Linked DNA regions of Homo sapiens: region 2 is linked to region 1. A link is a loop called in an ENCODE intact Hi-C map of the cell type or tissue named here. Cell type or tissue: endothelial cell of umbilical vein. All regions are shown on one strand. Each heading gives the region's core, and the rest is flanking DNA. Links, peaks and the distances in the headings are about the cores only.

The links. Hi-C counts contacts between places; a loop is a spot of excess contacts. Peaks named below come from ENCODE experiments on the same cell type or tissue, not always from the same donor. Only the 100,000 strongest peaks of a DNase experiment are listed, where the experiment ranks them.
Region 2: a loop joins it to region 1, with 7 times the contacts of the local background. A loop is called at or near these places in 1 of 110 quality-filtered maps.

What each region holds. Positions count from the first base shown.
Region 1 is chr12:27,456,589-27,464,977 of GRCh38, reverse strand. All of the region lies in intron 1 of SMCO2 (single-pass membrane protein with coiled-coil domains 2), which reads right to left. Among named protein-coding and RNA genes, the nearest start is that of SMCO2, 14 kb to the right of the region's middle. In endothelial cell of umbilical vein, for the core only: no CTCF peak of the experiment used is centred there; DNase peaks (open chromatin) are centred at 2,607 and 4,127; H3K4me3 peaks cover 254 bases; H3K27ac peaks cover 3,650 bases.
Region 2 is chr12:27,545,704-27,554,092 of GRCh38, reverse strand. All of the region lies in intron 1 of PPFIBP1 (PPFIB scaffold protein 1), which reads right to left. Among named protein-coding and RNA genes, the nearest start is that of PPFIBP1, 26 kb to the right of the region's middle. RefSeq lists an enhancer at 4,085-5,284. In endothelial cell of umbilical vein, for the core only: no CTCF peak of the experiment used is centred there; DNase peaks (open chromatin) are centred at 4,262 and 4,612; H3K27ac peaks cover 2,722 bases.

The DNA.
Region 1 (8,389 bases), core at 1,384-6,383:
GGCTCACTGCAAGCTCTGCCTCCCAGGTTCACACCATTCTCCTGCCTCAGCCTCCTGAGTAGCTGGGACTACAGGCACCCGCCACCATGCCCGGCTAATTTTTTTTGTGTGTGTGTTTTTAGTAGAGATGGGGTTTCACCGTGTTAGCCAGGATGGTCTTGATCTCCCGACCTCGTGATCCACCCGTCTCGGCCTCCCAAAGTGCTGGGATTACAGGCGTGAGCCACCACGCCCAGACTTTTTTTTTTTTTTTTTTTTTTTGAGACAGGGTCTTTTTCTGTTGCCCAGGCTGGAGTTCAGTGGCACAATCACTGCTCATTGCAGGTTCGACCTCCTGGGCTCAAGCCATCTTCCCACCTCAGCCTCCCGAGTAGCTGGGACTGCAAGCATGCGCCACCACACCCGGCTAACTTTTGTATCTTTTTGCTTTTTGTAGAGACAGGTTCTCACCATGTTGCCCAGGCTGGTCTCGAACTCCTAGGCTCAAGCAATCCTCCTGCCTCAGCCTCCCAAAGAGCCAGGATTATAGAGATGAGTCATTGCGCCCGGCCTCTTCTGAGTCTCTGGTTAACTCCAAAATATATGGGCCCCAACAGCTGGTTTCTGTCTTCCTCAGCTCCTTCCCACTCTGCCAGCCCCTGAATGCTGCCAGCTCCCTCTGTGGGCGGTGACCTCGCCTCTGCCTTACTGCACTGATCAAGGCCAGCTGATGAGAATCTTCTCTCCACTGCCAAACAACTCCTGTGTGCAGCCTTTTTTCCATTCAAAATATTCCCGTGTTTTCCCTCATCATCTCCCACTCCCCTTCTATCTCAGAGAAAGCATGTGTGCACTCTCTTTCCTAAGGCTCCCTTCGTTCAGACCCTTGTTGGTTTTTGGGGATTCTATTCCATTAGTTATAAACGCTGTTCGCAATTTCAAAACCTCTGCTTGAGTGCCTCTGCTGGGATTCCACTGGGAGCTCCCAATTTCTTTGAGGAAACAGATGTATAAGTATACTTCTGACATCCTCAGGCTCTGCCTCCGCACTGTTGCTTTGCTTCTGTATTAAAACCTGCTTCTGTTTTCTCTCTTTTAGGAAAAAATGATTTCTTCACTCTGCATTTGGGCTGCCATCTTATCTCTCTCCTTCTTTTTAATAAAGATTTCTCAGGATTTCTCACGACACATTGCATATTACATATTCATATTTTAACTGCTTGTGGTATGGCTTGTTGATTACAAGGTTTTGTTGGTTTGTTTGTTTGCTTATTTTCATAGTTTGAGAGCTGTTAGTCATCCAATTTCCGTGGTGGGTTGGGAACAGTGCATTTGTTTCTCGCACTTATTTGACCCCAGAGCCTTTTCTGTGCTCAAAGCATTGTGCTTCATGGATTGTGCTTTGGTAAGCCCTTTTCAAAGATTATAGAGAAGCCTGGCACGGTGGCTCACACCTGTAATCCCAGCACTTCGGGAGGCTGAGGCGGGCAGATCACTTGAGGTCAGGAGTTTGAGACCAGCCTGGCCAACGTGGTGAAACCCCGTCTCTACTAAAAACACACAAAAATTAGCCGGACGTGGTGGTGGGCACCTGTAATCCCAGCTACTCTGGAAGCTGAGGCAGGAGAATTGCTTGAACCCTGGAGGCAGAGGCTGCAGTGAGCCGAGATCATGCCACTGCACTCCAGCCTGGGCAACACAAGCGAGACTCTGTCTCAAAAAATAAAGAAAGACATAAAGAAATAAAGATGGTAGAGAACCTAAGTGAAGTTCCCAGCCTACGGGAAGAATCACAAACAGCAGCACCCACAAACACAGGGCATCCTCATAGTCGCATCTTGGATCTCGTGACCTTGACCTTGACAGCTTTCCTGAGCCACCTCTTCTCATCCAGTGATGTAACCTCTTGGTGCTGCAGAAACAGACTTCGTCCCAGGCCGGCAGCTGGCTCTAACCCCAACATCTGCTCCACTCCAGCAGGAGGGATGGTGTAGTCCCAGCTTGTCCCACCTGCCAGCCACCAGGCCACCCCCTGCTCAATGAGTCCTGAGACGTGACACTTAAGAAGGATATGGGATCCCAGAGAAAACCCTAAGCCCTAAATGTGTTAGCAAAAGGCTTCGCCGAGGGCCCAGAGATTTCAGGAAGTAAACTTAGAGGGGAGTAAATATGTGTTGATTTATATTCCCACAGGAATCTAAACCTTTTAATGAGTACCTTTCCCTGGAGGGGTTTGTAATATTTTAATTTACTCTCAATTACTATTGTGAAACTAGTAGTTAAGTAGGCTACTCTGGTTTGAATGTGCCTCTTTTTAAACTGTGCCAGTACAGACAGATATCTGCACACTACTGAATACCTCCGAGCTTCACTTCTGTCATTAATAAAATGGGGAAACAATAGCTACCTTGCAGCTTACTGTAGGTATGCAGTGGCTTTATTGTACATAAAGCTCCTGGAACAGAGTAGGCATTAAAAAGAGAAATGACTGTCTGGAGGAGTCAAATACATAAAACCTCAGGCGGCGAAGATTTTGACCTCCGGGAGAAAGAGAATATTATTCATTGTACATCTGGGAAGTCCCTGGCTTCTAGCCCGTTAGTAAAATGATAAAATCACTGTTTTTAAGGAAATTGAGTTCAAAGAAAGAAAAAGAAAGGGAGTAAGGGGGAGGGAGAGAAACTGTGTCATTTCCTATGATAGTAAAGAAAGTTCTTGGAAGCTGAAACTCTCCCGTTAGACTCTAAGCAAGAGTGATGTCAGAGCTGGAACTATAGAAATTGTTAGCACGTCGAATGAACGAAATTAGGGCAGGTAGTTCCTACAGGGCTTCATAGATATTTAGGAAAAAAACATCATTGTGAAATCCCCTTACGTGGTGGTAATAGCAACCTCATCTCTATTACCAAATGTTCATCAGTTACAAATCTAAGGCTCTGCGCTAAGTAAGGCAGAGGATAAAAGGATGTCCAAACAGTCTTTAACTTCAGTTTAGATAAAGATAAATAACAACAATAGTTAGTAGCATGCTGACTGCAAATAATGGTTTATGTAAGTGCTACAGGATTGTAGAGAAACCATTATGGAAAGAATGCCTACAGAAGGGTAGCCTGGATTTTCTAATACTTTCCAAGAGCTTCACACAGTAAAAGAGACCTGAATCAAATATTGTTCTGATGAATGAAGAAGAGGGAAGAAAGATTTCCAGGGAAGGGGAGCTTTCTTAAATGCCAAGGCAAGGGATTTAAAGTTATCTAGAAGTTGAGGAAAAGAAAGTTTGTCTGACAAATCGTATTGTATGAAAGTAATTGTAATTCAATGAATGTTTTAACCAATTAAACAGAAGAGAAGGCAATGGTGGAAGACACATTTATATAAGTAAATATTCATCGTCATATCTATACAGCCAACTCTCCTTATCCGTGGGTTCTGTGGATCCAAAATATTTTAAACGTTACCCTAAGCGAACTAACACAGAAACAGAAAACCAAATACTGCATGCTCTTACCTGTAAGTGGGAGCTAAACATTGAGTACACATGAACACAAAGGAGGGAACAACAGACGCTGGGGACTACTTGAAGGTGGAGGGCTGGAGGAGGAGGAGGATTGAAAAACTACCTATTGAGTACTATGCTATTACCTCGATGATGAAATAATCTGTACACCAAACCCCCGTGACATGCAATTTACCTGCGTAACAAACCTGCACATGTACTCCTGAACCTAAAAGCTAAAAAATATCTTCAACAATATAAAATAACAATACAACAATAAAATAATAAAAGTTTAAGAACAATACAATATAATATTGACATAGCATTTACATTGTCTTAGGTATTAGAAGTAATCTGGAACTGATTTAAAGTATACATAGGAGGATGTGCATAGGTTATATGCAAATACTACACCATTTTATATCAGGCACGTGAACATGCGGGGTGGTTTCTGGATTTCAGAAAGGAGGAAAGAAAAGGGAAAAAGACAGGAAGGCAGGCAAGCACACTGGCAGAAGGGAGCTAGTGAGGATTTCTGTGCCAGGACTGACTTGGTCATATCATGCCCTTGCACAGAAACCGTGTCTTCCTTTCTGAAACCTGGCTTGAAATTGATGTCAGGACATGGTTTCTGGGCTGTTGGAAAAGGAAGCAGTGGTTTCTGGGCACTGGTGTGGGTTTTCCAAGATAAGCCCTGTGAGTCTCATTTCCTTTCCTTTGCATAACAGAGCTAAGGCTTTTGTAGAACAGTCAAACCTTGAAGAACACGGGTTTGAACTGCGAGAGTCCACTTATATGAGGGTTTTTGAAAATAAAAGTTACCCCGAGTGTGCCTGCCTCTCCTGCCTTCCCTTCCACGTCCTCCACCTCTTCTGCCTCTGCCACCCCTGAGACAGCAAGACCAACCCCCGGCTTCTCCTCCTCAGTCTACTCAACCTGACGATCACAAGGATGAAGACCTTTATGACTCACCTTTATGATTCACTTCCAACATAGTAAATATGTTTTCTCTTCCTTATGATTTTCTTTATGACATTTTCTTTTCACTAGCTTACTTTACTGTAAAAATATGGTATATAATACAAATAACGTACAAAATCTGTGTTAATTTACTGATTATGTAATTGATAAGGCTTCTGGTCTACAGGTGGCTATTAGTAGTTAAGTTTTGGGGAGTCGAAAGTTATACCTGGATTTTTGACTGTGTGTGGGGTTGGTGCCCCTAACCCCGGCATTGTGCAAGGGTCAACTCTTATTTATTAAGTACCAATAACTGTCCTAAACACCTTGCATATATTAACTCATTTAATTCTCAAAATAGTCTCATGTGGTTGCTATCATTGTCTCCATTTTACAGATAAAGATGGTCTCACAGAAAAGTCACGCAGCTGGGAATTGGTAATACATGTTACATATGATTTAGATCTAATTTTAAAAATAGTTAAAATTAATTTTAGATTTGTGGTATTTAATTTCAAGGCAGATGAGAACTTGTGATAGGTTTATGCTACTTATTTCCCAATATGTATTCTCCCTTTTGCTGTCATAACAGAATCCTGAGGTTTTAGCCCAATGCGTGCCTGCACAGAAAAAAAACACATTTTCCTGCCTCTTTTTCATCTCCAGGTGACTAAATTCTGGACAATGTGAGTTAGGTGGAAGTGTATGGGCAACTTAAAATGAGAGGCATGCCCTGTGTTCCCCTTCTCCTGCTCACTGGTGGGGATGTGAGGATGTGAGTGTGATGGCTTGAGCAGCTATTTTGGGCAATGAGGAAGCCCACACCCTAAATGATACCCCATTGGGATAGGAGAGCTGACAGCTGAAAGAATCACGGTCCCTGTCCAAATCATGAATATTTATTTATTTATTTTAACTTTTATTTTTGGTTCCGGGGTACATGTGCAGATTTGTTATATAGGTAAATTGTGTGTCACAGAGGTTGTGTGTACAGGTTATTTTGTCACCCAGGTAATAAGCATAGTACCTGATAGGTAGTTTTTGATCCCCACCTTCTTCCCATCCTGCACCCTGAAGTAGTTCTCAGTCTGTTGTTCCCCTGTTTGTACCCATATGTACTTGATGTTTAGCTCCCACTTGTAAGTGAGAACATGTGGCATTTGGTTTTCTGTTTCTGTGTTAGTTTGCATAGGATAATGGCCTCCAGCTCCAACTCTTTCAGCTCCATCCAAGTTGCTGCAAATGAATGATCTCGTTCTTTGTTATGGCTATGTAGTAGTCTGTGGTACATATACACCACATTTTCTTTATCCAGTCTACCATTCAAATCAGGATTTTTTTTTTTTTTTTTTTTTTGAGATGGAGTCTTGCTCTGTTGCCCAGGCTGGAGTGCAGTGGCGCGATCTTGGCTCACTTCAAGCTCCACTTCCCGGGTTCATGCCATTCTCCTGCCTCAGCCTCCCGAGTAGCTGGGACTACAGGCACCTGCCACCCCACCCAGCTAATTTTTTGTATTTTTAGTAGAGACGGGGTTTCACCGTGTTAGCCAGGATGGTCTCGATCTTCTGACATCGTGATCTGCCCGCCTCGGCCTTCCAAAGTGCTGGGATTACAGGCGTGAGCCACCGCGCCTGGTCTTTTTTTTTTTTTTTTTCGAGATAGAGTTCTCGCTCTGTCACCCAGGCTGGAGTGCAATGGCACAATCTCAGCTCACTGCAACCTCCGCCTCCCGGGTTCAAGCGATTCTCCTGCCTCAGCCTCCAGAGTAACTGGTACTACAGGCGCCTGCCACCATGCCCGGCTAATTTTTGTATTTTTAGTAGAGATGGGGGTTTCACCATGCTGGCCAGGCTGGTCTCGAACTCCTGACCTCAGGTGATCCGCCCACGTTGGCCTCCCAAAGTGCTGGGATTAGAGGCGTGAGCCACTGTGCCAGGCCGGGAATTTTTATATAGAAGAATAAAACTCTATCTTTAAGCCATGTTAATTAGGGGTTTCTATCACTCACAAAAATTTAGTGTAGATAATATTAAATTTAATTGTTTGTAGACATTATTTAAACTTTTAAAAAACCTTTATTTACCCTATTTATAAGTTGACTTATTCAATTTATAAGAATTGCATAAGTGCTTAGAAAACTTTTACTTATGCTTATCAGTCCCTTCGGGCCTTTGAAATGTTTAAGAGGAAAATATATAAAATGTAAAAATTTAATTTAAACTCTTTCAGGAAGTTTAATTAACTAGTTGGTAAATGAGGTTAATTGTTTGAGGAATTTAATCTGTTTAATTTATTCATTAATTGAACACTCATTAATCAAAGAATGTGTGAAAGTAATGTTTTTTAATAAAAATTAATTTATAAATAGAATACTAATGCGCTTAAGTTAAATTTAGATTAAAAACTAGGTTTTTAAATTTGTAATTTAAATAACTGCATATTAATTTAAGCACAAGCGGATACAATTAGCCTTTTCTGCATACAAAACCTTTTCTCAGACGTTTAACAATACAGCTGACAGCAGATGAGAAAAATGGAGACATTGAGGAAGCTGCAAATATGTGAGGAATGAGAAGAAAATTTTAATCTTTCTGCTGGTGCAAAACAAAAAAGAATGAGATAGAATACAGATTTTCTCACATTCTTTTTCCAGCTAAAACATCAACCATCCTACCTCCCCTAAGATGAGATAACAAAAAGATATTACATTTTATTTTTAACCAGAAGTACTGGTTACGAAGTTTTAAATTATTATGTCTTATGTAGATTCTGACTTCACCTGTACTCTCAGTGACTTTGTACAGAAATCAGGAAGATGCTTTGAAAGAAACACTGTGCAATGAAAGTGCCACTGATGTGTCTAGCATTGACATGCTTTTGGCTGCAAAGACTTGAGCCCACACGTTGCCTGAAACCTTCAGTCCTTTGAAGCTGTGATTTCAAGACCCAGATGTTGACAGCTGCTCAGAATGCTTCTCAGGAAGAGGCTGGGACTTCCAAGACCCCATTCCTGGGTTGGGTGATGAGTGGTTCTGATACTGTGAAAACTCACAAAAGACTATGTAATGATACCAACCACGTGAGACTATTTTGAGAATTAAATGAGTTAATATATGCAAGAGACTTTGTGAGTGGGACAAACAGAACTCAGAGAGTGTCTGATCTACCATGGCTGGCTACATAATTTGGGGGCCCCAATGAGAAATGAAAATGTAGGGTCTCTTGTTCAAAAATTATTAAGAATTTCAAGACAGTGACAGCAGAACGTTAAATCACACGTGAGGCTCCTGGGATTGCACAGATCGCAGGCCTTCAAAGCTGGTTAGTAATGTGTGCGGCCTGGGGAGTCAGGGTTCAGGGGAGGGTTGTTAGGCCTGCCACCAAGAGGACGAGAAACTGATCGGGGTAGCCAACCTCTGCCCTCTAGACCAGTGGTCCCCAACCGTTTTGGCACCAGGGACCAGTTTCGTGAAAGACAATTTTTCCACAGACAGTGGGAGGGATGGTTTTGGGATGAAACTGTTCCAACTCAGATCATCAGGCATTAATTAGATTTTCATAAGGAGTACAACCTAGATCCCTCACATGCACAATTCACAGTAGGGTTTGTGTTACTGTGAGAATCTAATGCCTCTGCGGCTCTGACAGGAGACTGAGCTCAGTAGCAATGCTCACCTGCCTGCTGCTCACCTCCTGCTGTGCGGCCCAGGTCCTAATAGGTTACCAGTCCTAACTGGTACCTAACAGGGTACAAAGTCCACAGCCTGGGGGTTGGGAACCCCTGCTCTAGACCAGCACTGATGGTAGGTTTTATACATCAGTGGAGTTTCACGTAAAAGTTTGGGGAAAAAAATGATTCTTCTACCAGGAAAAATTAAAAGGAAGAAAAAACAAAAAGGAAGAAACTGATTTTAATCCTTTTATTTTATACTTTAAATAATTGTTAAAAACCAC
Region 2 (8,389 bases), core at 1,671-6,670, 89 kb before region 1:
TACATCTAAGCACTCAGTGTTAACCAGATGGGTGCTGTCAAGCAGCCCTTGGTATCAAATTAAACTTAGATGAAACACTGGCATTCCAAAAGATGCCTTTTTCTGCCCTGCTCAATTCTGTGAGACAGCAGGTTTACCCAAGGCACTTAGCAAGAGTTGCTTATAAACTGCTTCTTTAATCAGTTTTTTAAGTAACACGTATAATTCAGAAAGCATCTATTTACTCAATTGGAAGATAAAGAGGAGGGAAGAAAAGTAGGAATACTTAAGGAACCATTTGATCGTTGGCTGCAGCCAGCTTAACTCCATCTGCCTGTTCTAATAGAGGATCACCCAAAAATGTTCTAAGTATGAAGAATTACAAGAGCATTGAATTAGGGCCACATGAATGGTATGAATGGTGCCCCCTGCAGTTGTGAATGCTGAGTCCCCGAATATCGATGAGCTTCCTTGGGGGTCTTTTCCTTATCACTGGAGATAAACTTTGTAGACAAGAATTGCTTCCTATTTAATTCATAGGTCATCATTCATAAGAAACCAATTACTCCTACAGGGTCAGCCACATAACTTCAAAGCTATTGAAGGAGAACTCATCCAGCACCAGGGACTTTCCCAACACATGTCATGGTGTGTATCAGTCCCATCCACAGAGAAAGCTTCACTGGGCACTCTTGGCTCCTGCGGGGCAGGGGCAACCTATCGGTAAGACAGAAAGGGCTGCAGAAGAACCAACACAGCAGAGCACAAAACAGCATTCATCCAGAGTGTGGGTGAGCACCATCCCCGGCCCAGCTGGACTGAGTGGTGACAGTGGTGGCATTGTTGAGGGCCTGGGGAGAGATCAGACTTGTAGTTTCACTCTCTTCATGTCATCGTAAGCTTGAGTTCGTCTTTATTTTCAGTCACCCTCTATCCCCAGCCTGGGCAGTATATGGGGTCATCTGGCAATGAGTTAAGTTCAGTTATCAAATGAGTTATGTAGCAAAGATTCTTTTTCTGGCCAAACTTTAGTCAGGCTCATAAATCTTCTCCTAGGCCTCTGCGTGCACTTCCTTGTAAAATCCAAGTTTAGCAAAGAACCCTGCTAAGTCAGTTTAGCAAGAACCTCCCACTCTCGGTATCTGATCAGTCTCCTCATCCTCCACCATCCCCCAGGTGTCCGATCACCCTGGCCTATCTTCAGCAAGAATCCTGTTAGGTTAATTTAGCCAGAATCCCCCTTACCCCAACATTCCTCTTAGTATTTTTCCATCCACTGACTCCCACCCTGCTCCTTGGCTATAAATGCCCACTTGTCCATGCAATATTCAGAATCGAACGCAATCTCTCTCCCCCACTGCAAAGCCCTGTAGCAATGATCCTTTGTTCCATGCTTTAACAAGTATCATTGAATAATGTTTTCTTTAACTTAAGTTCAGAGTTATCAAATGAGTTATGTTCCGAGTTGTCAGATGGTCTTGAACCAGAGAAAAAGAGAAGAGCTTTTTCTCCCTGAGAAACATCGATTTGGAATCACAACTAGAATTCCACCTCTGGTACATAACAGTGAGTACAATTTTTCTCTCCCATCCTCAGCCCTGCCTTCTCCTTAGTCCCACCCTCAAAGTTCCATTGCAGCAGAACCTCTCTCAAACTAACCAAAACAGTTGCCTTTTGATCCAGTGTCAGCGTTCCTGACTGCAGTTCAAGACAACTTGGCTGGCCGGTGGCTCTGGAGTCGACTGTCTGGGATTACTGCAGCCAAAAGGTTTCTTGACCCCTAACCTGATAGCGGTTCAATTCTCTTCATTAACAATAAATTTCTCTATTCCAAAGACATGCAGGAGAAATGCCCGCAATACATTCTCTTTGACATGCAATCAGTGGACAATCAGAATTTAAAATATAACACCCATTTCAATTCATTGACAACAGAACTCGGAGATAAACAAATTCAACATTTACTGTTAGGCAGGCACCCTGATGAATTAGTCAGAACAAACGCTGTGTGAGAATTCATTAGAAATGTTTGAGTCAAACAAATTTTAGAGCTCAAGAAATCTGGGAATATCTAACCCATCCCCCTTGTTTTAAAGATGAGGAAACTAGGGGTCAGATGTTCTTGAAGGGGCAGACACGGACCTGGAACGCAGTCTGCTACTCAGCAATTATGATTTGATGTTCTGAAGGCTCTTTCGGTGTCTTCTAATATGGGTCTCCTTATGAACCACAGTCTGTCAAAATTTATTTTTAATGACAGGATATCTATCCATTTGTAAACATACTGTTTTATTTCAAGATGCCAGCTTGACACACAATCTTCACATCCTTTAGCAATATGTTAACTCAAAATAAAAATCATTAATTCTGTAAAAAGAATTAAGACGAACATGAAAAGCCAAGTGATTGAGTTGTTACAGAGACTTTGGCTGGCCAGTGTGTGAGCTCTCTTGGCACCGGAGACTACACGCCGTAGCCTAAAAGTTGTAGGAAGAATACCCAGCTGTTCATCTCCAGAGACTTACATTACACAATGGAACATCAAATAATTTTTTTTCTATTTTTTTGGATTTCCAAGACCTTTTATGTAGCCATCATTCTGGTTCTCAGCAACTGTCTAATTTACAATGTTCCTTTTAAACCTCCTCTGTTGCTCTTGGGAAGTGGAAAGGATGTAAACTATAAATAAAGCCAGTTCCTACTAGCTAATGCCAGGTTTAGACCTTCGTAGTACTAGTGGAGGTCAGTAACATAGGGCAACCATGATTATTTTTAGCAGCACGGTGGCCTGCGATAGAGAGATGGACACTGCCTTCTCAGTTTAGGTGCCGTCCACTTTGGGAGTGCCTGCAGACCCCCACAAGGCTGGGTTAGGTGCTCCTGGAGCACTGAGCACCTGTCTATCAGATCACACTCTTCTGGAACTCAAACCAGGTCTGTCGTGGTTATAAGTAAACTTGAACTCTTAACTACCATGGTGCAGATTGACTTTTACTACAAGCTATGTGATCTTGGAGAAGATCTCCCAAGGTCACATAACTAATCTTTGTTTCAGTTTTCTCTTTAGAAGATGGGAATAAGAGTACCTATCTCAGTTTTCACGTTTGTTAAAAAAAAAAAAATATATATATATATAAAATTAGTGCCCACCCCCAAACAAAGCACATGAAAGCACTGCCACAGAGTAAGTGAGTGATAAACACCAACCATTATTATTATTATTAATGCCACCCTTTCAAGTCTTACAAATGTTAATTGTCCTCTTATTTGTGTTTGTTTTATGTTCACCAGTTAAGACAGGATTGCAAGCCCTTACATGTGATGAGGGAAAAAACCACAAACTTTGAAATCAGCCAAGTATGGGGTAGAATCGAGGCTCTGTGACTTACCACATTTCGTTAATTTTAAAGGTTAATTTAACATCTCCAATATTGGAATGTGTCTTACAATTCGCGGTGGCACAGAGTCCATGTAGTAAGGTATAATCTCTGTTTGATCTCGGGCAAGTTATTTAATCTCTGTAAAACTGGTAATATTACCTACCTCTCTCTGAGTTGTCATAAAGCACGAATAACATATCCATACAAACCCCTAACACCATTGCATTTTGCACTCCTGTGAGTCCAGTGTCTTGTGTACAGGAGATGGTTAGGAGCTAAATAAAAATTTACATATGACTTAACAAAGCAACCCATTATCCATGTAAATGTTAAAATAGTTCCTGAATCCATTCTAGGTTAACATGTGTGAGTGTGCAGACATCCCAGCTGGAGCAGCTTACAAAAAAAATCAGGGGCTTTAAGTACAGAAACTCCATAGGGACAATGTATGGGCACCCAGAGCCCTTCACGAGGATCTGCAGCTGCTTCAAACACCCCACCCGGAGCCTTGGATTACTGCCCAGCTCCCCCATGGGGCCACTGATAGAGTCCAGCTCCCTGTTGAAGCCGAGCTCGGGTTCAAAGTTTGCCTGAGAGTATAAGAAGGTGCTTTTTACAAATTTAGTTATAACTCTTGGCATATATTAACAACAGTTTTGAGCACTTACTTCATTATGCTCCATTAAACCCTTCACAATAAGCCATTTTTCTGAGGTCCAGCATTTAAGTCACACCCTATCTGCCTGGCTTCAAAGCCTGTGTCCTTAACCACTAGGTCCTGACTCTCCGGGAGGTTACGCAACATCAGCTTACGAAAGAGGCGAAGCTCTCCCACGCTTCAAGGTCTCGCCTTCAAAACAGCCAAATAGCACTCTCCCTGGTGAGGGTGTCAGACCCTCCTACACCAGGTGAATGGGGGCCAAAGAAGGGGAGAGGGCGGGGCAGTTGTGTGTGCATAAGTGAGTGGTTCAGTAGCTTTCCAAGCCCCGCTGGAACTGCCACTTTCCTAGGACCCCAGCTGGTCCTAACCGGCAATGTTTTTTATTTTATCTTTTCCCATTTCTCTGTTCTTGATTTATTTCCCATATCTCCAGGCAACACCCTGCAGATCACTTCTGGTTCTTCCTTTTCTTGATAGACTTCCTTCATTCTTCTTTTTTTTTTTTTTTTAATTCTGGTTCTTCAAAAGTTTCTTTCCCAACAACAATTATTTCTCTCTGCATAGTACACACTTCCTGGCCAACAAATTCTTCTTTATTCATTCTTTGCAGACGTGAGTCACAATGAAAAGTCATAGTTGGAGATTCCTCATCCGGACTGTAGAAAAGGTCATGTCCCTAACTCCAGAATGCCAATGATAAAGGCACACGTACAGGCATGTTAGAAAGATGGAGAAGTCAGAGGAAGATGTGCACAAAGTTAAATCGCTCTGCCCTTTCTACTATCAGATCATCACCAAACACTCGTGGGATCACACTGAGAAGGATCATCCAAGTCAAGAGCTGCAGAAGAAATGGTGCACATATTCAAGAGTCTCACCTTTAGCCTTTCCTCTACAGCAGAATCACTATGCTACATTAATTTCCTTCTCATCTGATGACTTCTTGAGAGCTTTTTAGTTTCTGCATCTCCTATTTCTAGCCAATGCAATAAACCAGCTGGCAGATTATCCCCTTCACATCCAATGACCAAATCATCACATCTCTCCAAGAGGTTCAGAGGTGGGTGTTTTTATACAGAACCTGTCACCATGGCAGCTTGACTCTCTTCAGTTTCTGAATTAGGAACAGTGACCTACTTATATTTCTACTACACCCATAATGGAAACAGGTTAGTAATATCTTCCAGGACTTGACATTACGGAGCTTCCAGGTGGCAATGCAGATAAAGGCAAAGAATACACAGAGTCCAGGGGGCTCACTGGGAAGCGAAGTCCATGGTCTGAACACACACCCCCGATCACCTTTGCTCTATGCCACGACGAAGTCATCAGGCTTCCCCACCTCCAGTCCCCAAAATACACTCAAACTACTCAGATGATGGAGGAGCACAACCCATTGCCTCCTTCACTTACTAGAAGGCAGAAAATGCAGAAGAAAAACCATGTTGCCTTTTACAGATATGACTTAATCTGCAGTTGGGAAAGAGATTAGGTATAACTTTGGCTTTGTCTACTCATCCCACTTATACAACAAACCATGCCAGTTTTAGACATTTGTTCAGTGCAACTGGCTTTCGGAAATGCCAGAAAATTGATTCTTCCCTACCCCCGCCAAAGCATATTGACTTATCCTTTGGCAATTTAACTCCTAAATCATTATCCTCGACTATGACTAAAATATCACATAAGGTGATTCAGGAACCAAAGCTATAACCTCCTATATTTGCCTTCCATCCCCAGGGCCCCCTGGAAGGTTCTAAGTCTGAGTTTGTGTGCCTCACTCACTTGCTTGCCTTTTGTTACGGCGACCCATTCAACTGCATTTATATACACATAGGATGAATATTCTGAACGTGCAGTAATTCATGCTTGGGGAAAATTATTCAATTATGGGTCAGTCATTTCACAAATATAGAGGCTAAGCCCTGTTACACCGTAATCAGGTGTACATATTATCCAAGGATCTCATAAACTTCCAAGAGGCTGGAGATCTGTTTATTTAATAGTTCACAAAGCAGTTATAATCTCTTCCCTCAGTTTTGCTAAGGGATCCAGACTTTCTAACTTTCCATATAAAGGGACTTGCCATATGCCGGGCATTTGGCGCTACCCACTTGTTTCTTTCTCAAAGGGTTAGATTCTTTGGGACAGTATAGTAGACACTATATTGCTCCACCCAGACGTCCTTTTTAGGGCCAATACACCCATCCCCAGCTGCTGATGGTTCACAAGGAAGGTCCTCAGCCAGCTGCAGGACACAGCCTCACCCAAAGTGATACCCCCAGAAGGGGTGGCCAGTTGCCAGGAATTAGCTGATGTAGGCAAACAAAAGTCCAGCCCCTTGCTCAAATGGGGACAGCTCTGAAGAACCATCCAGCGCTCCCCATAGAAGTGGCTGGGGTCTCAGACGCAACCACATTTGCCAGTCAGCTTCTCCTCTGCCCAATCTTGCCTTGTTCCTTCCTTACAGGTGTCTCCTGAGAGCTCACCCCCAAAATCCTTCAGCACCCCACTCCTGGTCTCAGAGTCTGCTTCTAGGGAACCTAATTTAAGACCAGCAGCAGTTTTCTAAGATAACTAATGCAGAGCATTATTTTTCTAATTGTACGAGGAAGTCACAGGCTCCTTCAGAGGCCCTACAAAGGCTGATAACCGTCTTTGAAAAATACTCGTCATACAGCCACTCAGTTTAAAAACTACACATTTTTGATATTCAGCTCAGATCACTTTCTGAACACCAACCCAGTCAACAGGGACAGGAGTTAATGCACAGGAATACAGCAAGTTCACAAGTAAAGGCGGCGAGACCTAGCAAAGGTAGTGATTTGCTTGTCCCAACATCATGTGGCATTGAAAACTGCCACCAGAGCAAAGGAGGCCACATCTGGGGTTCCCAACCTTAACCATCAGAGTATGGCTGCCCACAAAAGACATATTTACTTTATAACCTCAAATCCTAGCAAATCTTCATTCTAAAGCTACCCGGCAAGAACAGTTCCACCTAAGTATGAAACTGAGTCCTGAACACTTTATTCATAACATTCCAAACTGGTTATTTGTTTTTGTTTTTTGAGGCAGGGTCTCACTCTGTCTCCCAGGCTGGAGTACAGTGGTGCAATCGTGGCTCACTGTAGCCTCAACCTCCTGAGCCCAAGTGATCTTCCCACCTCATCCTCCCTGGTAGCTGGGACAACCATGCCTGGCCAGTTTTTTGCATTTTTTGTAGAGATGGGGTTTCACCATGTTGCCCAGGCTGGTCTCGAACTCCTGGGCTCAAGTGATCCACCCACCTCAGTCTCCCCAAAATGCTGGGATTACAGGCATGAACCACTGCAGCCAGCCAATGTTCCAAACTTTTAAGAACAGGGAACAATTCCTGTGTAACTGATAGATGAATGATGACTTTGTAGAATTTACTGCATTCCCAAGAAAGGGGATTGCAGACAGGCCAATGCAGGAATCAGGAGCTCCTGCTATTGTCTTGCCCAGGAGACAGCACTATCTTCCAAAAAACTTCAAGGGAACTACCTGGCATCCAAACAGGCTCCAGTCTAGTTTAGGGTACAGGGATGGAATTAGAGTCACAGGCCTGGAAGTCAGTGGAAAAGCAGGTGCTTTTACCAGAGGTTTGGGTGAGGATGTCTAAAATGTAGCTAATGTACTCCATATAAAAACTCAAAAATCACACTATTATTTAATTTTTTACAGCATTTTACATGTGATCTCATTTGATCCTTAAAGCCCTCCCAGTGAGGGCTGGGCTGGTATCGTTCTAACAATTTTATAACTGCTTAAGTGACTTGCCCAATATCACACAGCTAATCAATGTAGGGATCAGAGTGCCAGATTCTTAGTTGAGGCTTCTTTCCCACAACAATCTGCCAATTCGCAACTTATCTACATGTTTCTCCAGGCATGTGTACCAAGCCCCCAAAACTTGGCTCCCTCCTCCCTTTGTGACTCCCACCTTCATACCACAGATTAATATTTCACAGGAACAAGAACTATCAATGGCACAAGGTCCTGGACAGGGCCGCAGATCACCGTCAAAGGTTGCTCTCTCTTCTTTCTCAATGACTCTACAATCCAGACCCTCCATTAATGGAGACTATAGCTTCTGAAGTACAGCTGACAAGAGGCTGAGGGGATCAAGTTATACGACTACCGTGTCCAACATCTCTGACTAATCTGGTTCACCTCAGTCGCATACACTGAGAGGCGGCCGGTTGGGGGAGAAGAGAAAGCTTTAAACAGCACACCAATTTCTTAGACACACTAACCGTTCCTAGGAAAGCCTTCTGTCCCTAGTCCACGGGTTTTGCCTACTGTTATTTGAGGCACTTGGAGGATTTTACTCTTGCCAAGTTGG